Regions from separate parts of the Homo sapiens genome. Here regions 1 and 2 are each linked to region 3. The links are chromatin contacts, found by Hi-C or POLR2A ChIA-PET in ENCODE. All regions are on one chromosome and are shown on one strand. Each heading gives the region's core, a stretch centred on a gene start or an enhancer-like site at or near the end of the contact. The rest is flanking DNA. Distances are from core to core; before and after follow the strand shown. Region 1 overlaps KLF2-DT (KLF2 divergent transcript). Region 2 overlaps KLF2-DT (KLF2 divergent transcript). Region 3 has its middle 17 kb from the start of KLF2.

Region 1 (3,015 bases), core at 118-2,617, 58 kb before region 3:
GGTGGCAGCAGCAGGCCAAGTGCCAGGCGCCCCAGGGATGGGGAAGGATTGATTGAATAAATGTTTAAAGGAACGAATGAGTGGATGCACAGGTGGATGGGGAGGGGTTGTGCTGTAACCACCATGAAACAAACTCCACACTTTGATGAGCCACGTGGAGAGGGAGTGGGCAGAAAGAAGAAACTGGAAGTTGGGCCGGGTGCGGTGGCTTATGCCTGTAATCCCAGCACTTTGGGAGGCCGAGGCAGGTGGATCACCTGAGGTCAGGAGTTCCAGATCAGCCTGGCCAACATGGTGAAACCCTGTCTGTACTAAAAATAGGAAAATTAGTTGGGCATGGTGGCACATGGTGCAGGGCTGAGGCAGGAGGATCGCTTGAACCCCAGAGGTCAAGGCTGCAGTGAGCCGAGATCGTGCCATTGCACTGCAGCCTAGGCAAGAAGAGTGAAACTCTGTCTCAAAAAAAAAAAAAAAGAAAGAAAAGAAAAAAGAAATTAAAAAAAAAAAGAAAATATTACCTAGAGTAAAAGAAACCAGACATAAAAGGCCACATATTGTACAATCCTATCTATGTGAGATGCCCACAGAGGCAAATCCATAGGGCCAGAAAACAGATTGGTGTTTGCCAGGGACTGGGGGTGGAGAAATGGGAAGTGACTGGTAATGGGGACAGGGTATCCCTTTAAGGTGATGAAAATATTCTGGAACTAAGTAGAGGTGGCGGTTGCACAACACTGCATGTATAAAATGCCACTACTTTAAAAATGGTTAATTTCATGTGAATTGCACTTTAATAAAAATAAACAAGTATTTAAAAATCCACCAATGCAAACACTTCTCTGTTCCTCTGTGGTGGAGGAAGGGACACGCGCTTTTTTTTCCGACCTTAGGAAGGAACAAGGGAGCCGGGGTCCCCTCCCAGCCTGGGAGCCCTGGGCACAGTCCCGGCTCATTTGTCAGAGCTATCGGAGCCGTCCTCGGGCTGGTGGGAGTTCAGGGCTCTGAAAGGTTTTCTGTCAAGGCTTGAAAGGGGGCCAGGTTTTTTTCCCCCCGGAGCCGCGCAGTCTCGGGGCTGTTGTTCTCAGCAATCGCAGGGCCTCGTGTTAGCAGGAAGCACAGCCAAGTAGGGTTTCCTGCGTGTTGGAGAGAGGAAGCTCCGTAATGTTCTGGGAGGCGATGGTTAAAAATAACTCCGGTATATAAAGACAGCGGAGGGTCCCCTTGTTCGCTCACTCGGGCGCCGGCCGGCTGGACGCAGGGCCGAGCAGGTGGTTTGGGGCCTCGGGAAGGCCAAACCCCCGCCTCTGGGCCCCTGGCTGGGGAAGACACCAGCCAAGTTCAGAGCCCCAAGTCGGCCTCACTTCCACAACTCAGCGTCAGGGACACCGTGGGCGTTTCTGTTTCAAAACGCTTTTCTCCAGCAAAGAACGTAACCTCAAGCTGCTGTCAGGGTAGAGGAATCCCTGCCCCCCGCCGCCACCCAGATAGGTTGGGCCGTGATTTTGGCTGTGCCTGGCAGTGACGATGTAGCGCACCCAGGCTGGGGGGCGCTGGCAGCCAGGGTTCAAATCCCGGCTCTGCCACCTAACGCTGGGACTCAGTTTCTCCATCTGTAGAATGGAACTAACAATAGCTCCTATGCTGTTGTAAGCACTAAACACAGAAGTTAAGCTTTGGGAGTTAGGAGGGTGTGACCTGGGAAATGGATGTCTGCCCTTTCATAAGCAGATTTTGTTTTGTTTTGTTTTGTTTTGTTTTGAGACAGGGTCTCACTCTGTCACCCAGGCTGGAGTGCAGTGGCAAGATCACGGCTCTCTGCAGCCTCAACCTCCCAGGCTCAAGTGATCCTCCCTCCTCAGCCTCCCAAGTATCTGGGACCACAGATGCACGCCACCACGCCTGGCTAGTTTTCTTTTGAATTTCAGTTAAGACAAGGTATCACTATATTGCCCTGGCTGGTCTCGAACTCCTGGGCTCAAGAGATCCCCCCATCTCGGCCTCCCAAAGTCCTGGGATTACAGACATGAGCCACTGCGCCTGGCCACAAGCAGATTTTTAGAGTTGTCATTGCCATCGGAACAGCTGCCCAGACAGCAAGAAGAGCAAAAGCCTGTGTCTGGGGTCAATGCCAGGGTTTGAGGCTTCCAAGCCTAGGTGACCCCACAACAGATTCAACACATACAAAAAGGATCACAAGGACATGTTATAAACATCTCGATGCCAAAATATTCAGTGACAGGGATGAAATGGACACATTCCTTGAAAGACACAAATTACCAAAGCTTACTTAAGAACAAATAGATCGGCCGGGCGCGATGGCTCGTGCTGTAATCCCAGCACTTTGGGAGGCCGAGGCAGGCGGATCACCTGAGGTCAGGAGTTTGAGACCAGGCTGGCCAACATGGTGAAACCCCGTCTTTACTAAACAACAAAAATTAGCTGGCCATGGTGGCGGCCACTGTAATCCCAGCTACTCAGGAGGCTGCGGCAGGAGAATTGCTTGAACCCCGGAGGTGGAGGTTGCAGTGAGCTGAGATCGTGCCATTGTACTCCAGCCTGGACAACAGAGTGAGACTCTGTCTCAAAAAAACAGAAAAGAAAGAAGAAGAAAGAGAAGGGGAAGGGGAAGAAGAGGAGGAATAAGAGGAAGAAGAAAGAGAAGGGGAAGGGGAGGAAGAGGAGGAATAAGAGGAAGAAGAAAGTAGAAAGAAGAAGAGGAGGAGGAAGAAGGAGGAGGAGGAGGAGGAAGAAGGAGGAGAAGGAGGAGGAGGAGAAATAGATCACCCGAATATCCCTGTGTCTATGGGATAAATCAACATTGTTGTAAAAAGAACTTCCTACAGGCCAGGCATTGTGGTGGGTGCCTGTAATCCCAGCACTTTGAGAGCCCAAGGCAGGAGGATCACATGAGGCCAGGAGTTCAAGACTAGCCTAGGCAACATAGCAAGATCCCATCTCTACAAAAAATATAAAAATTAGCTGGGCTTGGTGGCTTGTGCCTATAATCTCAGCACT
Region 2 (2,792 bases), core at 139-2,638, 40 kb before region 3:
AGGCTGGGTACTAGTTATTTGGACAACTAGTCTCAAACTCCTGGGCTTTAGCCTGTAATCCCAAAACCCCATCTCTACAAAAAATACCAATAAAATTGGCCAGGTGTGGTGGTGCACAAATGTATTCCCAACTACTCGGGAGGCTGAGGTGGGAGGATCGCTTGAGCCTAGGAGGCCGACGTTGCATTGAACCAGATCACGCCATTGCCCTTCAGCCTGGGCAACAGAGAGAGAGGAGACTCCGTCTTAAAAAAAAAAAACAACAACAACAACAAAAAAAACGGCTGAGCACGGCCGCTCACGCCTGTAATCCCAGCACTTTGCGAGGCTGAGGCGAGCGGATCGCCTGAGGTCAGGAGTTAGAAATCAGCCTGGCCAACATAGTGAAACCCTGTCTCCACTAAAAATACAAAAAAATTAGCTGGATGTGGTGGCAGGCACTCCCAGCTACTCGGGAGGCTGAGGCAGGAGAATCGCTTGAACCCAGGAGGCGGAGGTTGCAGTGAGCCGAGATCGCACCACTGCACTCCAGCCTGGGCAACAAGAATGAAACTCCATCTCAAAAAATAAAAAAATAAAGCCAGGCTCAGTGGCTCACAACACCTCTAAGCCCAGCACTTTGGGAGGCCGAGGCGGGTGGATCACCTGAAGTCAGGAGTTCGAGACCAACCTGGCCAACATGGTGAAACTCCATCTCTACTAAAAATATAAAAATTAGCCAGGCATGGTGGCCTATGCTGTAATCCCAGCTACTCAGGAGGCTGAGACAAGAGAATCCCTTGAACCCGGGAGGCAGAGGTTGCAGTAAGCCGAGATGGTGCCACTATACTCCAGCCTGGGCGACAGACCAAGAAGACTCTGCCTCAAAAAAAAAAAAAAAAAAAAAAACAACAACAATGGGAAGCCTCTGAAACTCCCCTTCCCCAGGGGTCTCCGGGGGTCTCCACACTCCTCGGCTGAGTCAGCCTTCCTCCTGCAAACAGCCCAGGGTTCACCAAGTGTACAAGGCTGTCGTGGGCCCCATGCCCCTTCTCGCCACAGGCTTGTGCAGGCACGGGGCCGTCCCCGCTTGATTGCTAGGGGTTTAGCCAATATTTTCTTACGGGGCGCCCTTGCTGGGACACAGGTGCAAGTGTGACATCGTGGGCTGTGAGTCAGGCCTTGGCACTCCTTGCACGGCCGGCCGGCATGAGTCAGGCTGCATTTGCCCACTGTTCCTGTCTTTTCTCTTGTTCTGAACACCGCATGTGCCAGGCCTTCTGTGGGTCATCAGTCATTATTTTGGGTATGCAGCGCAGATCACTCAGGGACAGACTTCTCTGGGTCAGGGGAGCTGGGACTTTACTTATCAAATTGCAAATGTCCAACATACCCCATGCAGAACCAGTGACACGGAGAGAGGTTTCCATCCCAGGGCTGGGGTCGGGGAGGGTGTCGAACACCCAGTACAGCCCCCAGGGTTTCCTAGAAATGCAAATCACAGCTCTGAAGTGCAGCCTGGCCTCTTATGGTTAGACACAGGTTCACACCTGAGAAAGCTTGGCAACGTCTAGAGACATTTTTGGTCCTCACGACTCGGGGAGGCGCGTCGGGGGAATGCTATTAATTGTGGGTTTTGCCATTAAAAAAAAAGTAATGGCAAGGGCCAGGCGCGGTAGCTCACGCCTGTAACCCAGCACTTTGGGAGGCCGAGGCGGGTGGATCACCTGAGGTCAGGAGTTCTAGACCAGCCTGGCCAGTATGGTGAAACCCTGTCCCTACTAAAAATACAAAAATCATGGCCGGGCGCGGTGGCTCACGCCTGTAATCCCAGCACTTTGGGAAGCTGAGGCAGGTCGATCACGAGGTCAGGAGATCGAGACCATCCTGGCGAACACTGTGAAACCCCGTCTCTACTAAAAATACAAAAAAAATTAGCCAGGTGTGGTGGCGGGCGCCTATAGTCCCAGCTACTCCGGAGGCTGAGGCAGGAGAATGGCATGAACCCAGGGGGCGGAGCTTGCAGTGAGCGGAGATCACGCCACTGCACTCCAGCCTGGGCAACAGAGCGAGACACCATCTCAAAAAAAAAAAAAAAAAGTACGAAAATCAGCCAAGCATGATGCCGCGCACCTGTCATCCCAGCCACTGGGGAGGCTGAGGCAGGAGAATCGCTTGAACCCAGGAGGCGGAGGTTGCAGTGAGCCGAGACTGCAGCACTGCACTCCAGCCTGGGCGACGGCATAAGATTCCATCTCAAAAAATAATAATAATAATAATGGCAAGAACGGCAATGACTTTTGCACCAACCTAATAGTATCTGGTGGGTGCAGGCCAGGGATGCTACAATGCACGGGATGGCCTCTGCCACACAGATAATCCGGCCTCAAGTGCTGAAGTTGGGAAATCCTGCTTACCAGCCCCTGAAGAGTCCATTTCTCATCTCATGCCGGCTTACCCCCTACCACCTTTTTTTTTTTTTTTTTTGAGACAGTCTGGCTCTGTCCCCCAGGCTGGAGTGCAGTGGCACAGTCTTGGCTCACTGCAACCTCCGCCTCCCTGGTTCAAGTGATTCTCCTGCCTCAGCCTCCTGAGTAGCTGGGATTACAGGCGCGCACCACCACGCCCAGCTAATTTTTGTATTTTTAGTAGAGACGGGGTTTCGCCATGTTGGCCAGGCTGGTCTCGAACTCCTGACCTCAGGTGATCTGCCTGCCTAGAGCTCCCAAAGTGCTGGTATTACAGGTGTGAGCCACCGCGCCTGGCCTAAATAATTTTAAAATAGGTCAGTTGACAGTCTTCAGGCGGCAAGT
Region 3 (2,915 bases), core at 68-2,567:
TTATTCAGCCATGAAAAGGAATGAAGCACTGATCCATGCTACAATGTGGATGAGCCCCCAAAACATTCTGAGTGAGAGAAGCCAGACGCGAAAGCCCACATAGTGTGAGATTCCACTGATACAAAATGCCCAGAACAGGCAAATCCAGAGAGACAGGAAGCAGATGAGTGGCTGCCAGGGGCTGGGGGAGGGGAATGGGGAGTGGCTGCTGATGGGGACAGGGTCTCCTCTTGGGGGATGCAAATGTTCTGGAATTAGACAGAGGTGATGGTTGCACAACATTGTGAATGCACGAAATGCCACTACCGTGTACACTTCATGGTTAGTTTTATGTTATGTGAATTTCAGCTCAATTTTAAGGTGTAAAAAAAGCAATTGAGAATAAGTTGCTTCTGTTGTAAAACGTTACTTTTTTTTTCAGACGGAGTCTTGCTCTGTCGCCCACGCTGGAGTGCAGTGGTGCAATCTCGGCTAACTGCAACCTCCGCCTCCCAGGTTCAGGTGATTCTCCTGCCTCGGCCTCCCCAGCAGCTGGAATTACCGGCGCCCGCCACCACTCCCAGCTAATTTTTGTATTTTTAGTAGAGACGGGTTTCACTGTGTTGGCCAGAAGGGTCTCAAATGCCTGACCTCAAGTGATCCACCCACCTTGGCCTCTTAAAATGCTGGGATTACAGGCATGAGCCACCATGCGCAGCCACATTACTATTTTTAATACAGTTATTTTGTCAATATAACATAAAGTTTGGACCGAGTATCCACTGATGAATGAATGGATAAACAAAATGTGGTCTATCCATCTATCCAGACAATGGAATAGTATTCAGTTTTTAAAAAGAAAGAGATTATAGGGCCGGGCGCGGTGGCTCACGCTTGTAATCCCAACACTTTGGGAGGCCGAGGCGGGCGGATCATGAGGTCAGGAGTTCGAAACTAGCCTGGCCAACATGGTGAAACCCAGTCTATACTAAAAATACAAAAATTAGCTGGGCGTGGCGGTGCGTGCCTGTAATCCCAGCTACTCGGGAGGCTGAGGCAGGAGAATTGTTTGAACCCAGGAGGCGGAGGTTGCAGTGAGCCGAGATCACGCCATTACACTCCAGCCTGGGCAGCAGTGCAAGACTACAATTCAAAAAAAAAAGAAAAGAAAAGAAAAGAAAAAGAGAAAGATTCTGACACATACATGCTCCAACAGGAACTATCCTAAGTGAAATACGCCAGACACAAAAAGAGAAATACTGTATGAGTCCATGCATCAGATTCATAGAGACAGGAAGTAGAATGGTGGGTGCGAGGGGCTGGGGGAGGAGGAAATGGGGAATGAGTATTTAGTGGGGGCAGAGTTTCAGTTTTACAAGCTGACAAGAGCTCTGCTGCGTAACATGAATGGACTGGGGTGAGCCGTGAGGGCTGGAGGGCCCTCAGACAAGAGAAAGGATGACAGTTCCAAGGCTTCAAACAGATGCTCTGAGAGAACCAGTCCTCAGAAAGGCTGAGAATCCCTGGAATTTTTCCTGGGCTGGAAGGGATCTGCTCTATGGCTTAAAGGTCTTGGCCAAGGGCCTGAAGAACCACCCATCTTCCAGGGCCCAGGCACTCCGACTCCTCAAATTTAAATACAGGCGCTTTCTACGCATGAGTGCCAAACCATTTCCAGTAAGTCTCATTGTCAGCTATAAAAATAACCACTGTTGAAGCAGAGACAAGCTCGTGATGCAGCCAGGCAGTGCCACAGAGAGGCAATGGCATCTGTCCCTGTCAAATGGAAAGTCCCCTGGCCAAGCCTCTGAATTCAAGTGAACATCTTGGTCTTGGATGTGACCATCTGAATGGTGGTCGAGAAAGTGCTTGGTCCATAGAAGGCACCCAGGACACTCGAGCCCCCTTCTCTCCCATGACCTTCGTACAATGGCACGGAATGGAGACGCAGGGCTGGGACTTCCCCTCCACCACACCGGTTTCCTTTACAATGAGATTCCATTCCTATAATGAGGAATAATGTAGTAGCTTAGTTAATACAGACAGAACTGCCCCTCAGTCGGTTCTTGGGTAGTGGAGCTAGAATATACAGGCCCTGCTCTAAAAGCTCAAAGCAATCCCTGGACAGTAACCATAGCTTTAATAATACTCATCTGGGCCGGGTGCGGTGGCTGAAGCCTGGAATCCCAGCACTTTGGGAGGCCGAAGCGGGCAAATCACAAGGTCAGGAGTTCGAGACCAGCCTGGCCAACATAGTGAAAGCCCATCTCTACTAAAAATACAAAAAAATTAGCTGGGCTTAGTGGCGGGCACCTGTAATCCCAGCTGCTCGGGAGGCTGAGGCAGGAGAATTGCTTGAACCCGGGAGGCGGAGGTTACATGAGCTGAGATCGTGCCACTGCACTACAGCCCAGGTGACACAGTGAGACTCCATCTAAAATAATAAGAATAATACCCATCTGAATGAATAATAACAAAAACCAGTACCACTGGCTAGGAGGCGGAAGTGGGGTTATGGGGAATTGCTCAATGGGTACAGAGTGTCAATTTCACAAAATGAGAAAGTTCTAGAGATCTGTTGCAGAATGGTGTGAATATATTTAACACTGCTGAACCACGCACTTGAAAGTGGTTTTTTTAAAAAAAAAGTGGTTAAAGTGGAGCTGGATGCAGTGGCATGCACCTGTAGGCCCAGTTACTCCAGAGGCCGAGGCGGGAGGATTGCTTGAGCCTAGGAGTTTGAATCCAGCCCGGGCAACATAGTGACAACCTGTCTCTAAAAAAATAAAAAAAGAATAAAAATTTCTATAAATTAAAAATAAATTTAGGCCAGGAATGGTGGCTCACACCTGTAACCCCAACACTTTGGGAGGATCCCTTGAGCTCAGGAGTTTGTGACCAGCCTGCACAAAGTAGTGAGACTCTATCTCTAGAAA

The links. Hi-C counts contacts between places; a loop is a spot of excess contacts on that map. ChIA-PET counts read pairs that join two places held with the same protein, here RNA polymerase II (POLR2A). Pooled maps may share reads with other maps.
Region 1: a pooled map shows a loop between it and region 3 (4-fold over the local background). The contact joins two enhancer-like sites. A Hi-C loop is called at or near these places in 1 of 168 maps with a recorded cell type or tissue (mammary epithelial cell) and 9 of 50 pooled maps. POLR2A ChIA-PET finds 5 or more read pairs at or near these places in 13 of 52 experiments (AG04450, BJ, CD4-positive, alpha-beta T cell and 8 more).
Region 2: a pooled map shows a loop between it and region 3 (2.0-fold over the local background). The contact joins two enhancer-like sites. A Hi-C loop is called at or near these places in 1 of 168 maps with a recorded cell type or tissue (endothelial cell of umbilical vein) and 3 of 50 pooled maps. POLR2A ChIA-PET finds 5 or more read pairs at or near these places in 15 of 52 experiments (A549, AG04449, AG04450 and 12 more).

What each region holds. Positions count from the first base shown.
Region 1 is chr19:16,282,589-16,285,603 of GRCh38, forward strand. KLF2-DT (KLF2 divergent transcript) reads right to left here. Exons shown (of 2, transcript NR_186323.1): 2 at 771-1,133. Among named protein-coding and RNA genes, the nearest start is that of KLF2-DT, 41 kb to the right of the region's middle. Within about 2 kb of position 1,368, at least 33 of the 41 ENCODE cell types and tissues checked have a DNase peak (open chromatin) inside an H3K27ac peak, as active enhancers do; they include CD4-positive, alpha-beta T cell and CD8-positive, alpha-beta T cell, where a contact is called at or near this core.
Region 2 is chr19:16,301,008-16,303,799 of GRCh38, forward strand. The region is part of intron 1 of KLF2-DT (KLF2 divergent transcript); the gene reads right to left. Among named protein-coding and RNA genes, the nearest start is that of KLF2-DT, 22 kb to the right of the region's middle. RefSeq lists an enhancer at 1,169-1,228 and a silencer at 1,429-1,498. Within about 2 kb of position 1,389, at least 6 of the 41 ENCODE cell types and tissues checked have a DNase peak (open chromatin) inside an H3K27ac peak, as active enhancers do.
Region 3 is chr19:16,340,825-16,343,739 of GRCh38, forward strand. No RefSeq gene overlaps it. Among named protein-coding and RNA genes, the nearest start is that of KLF2, 17 kb to the left of the region's middle. RefSeq lists an enhancer at 1,757-1,986. Within about 2 kb of position 1,318, at least 21 of the 41 ENCODE cell types and tissues checked have a DNase peak (open chromatin) inside an H3K27ac peak, as active enhancers do; they include CD4-positive, alpha-beta T cell and CD8-positive, alpha-beta T cell, where a contact is called at or near this core.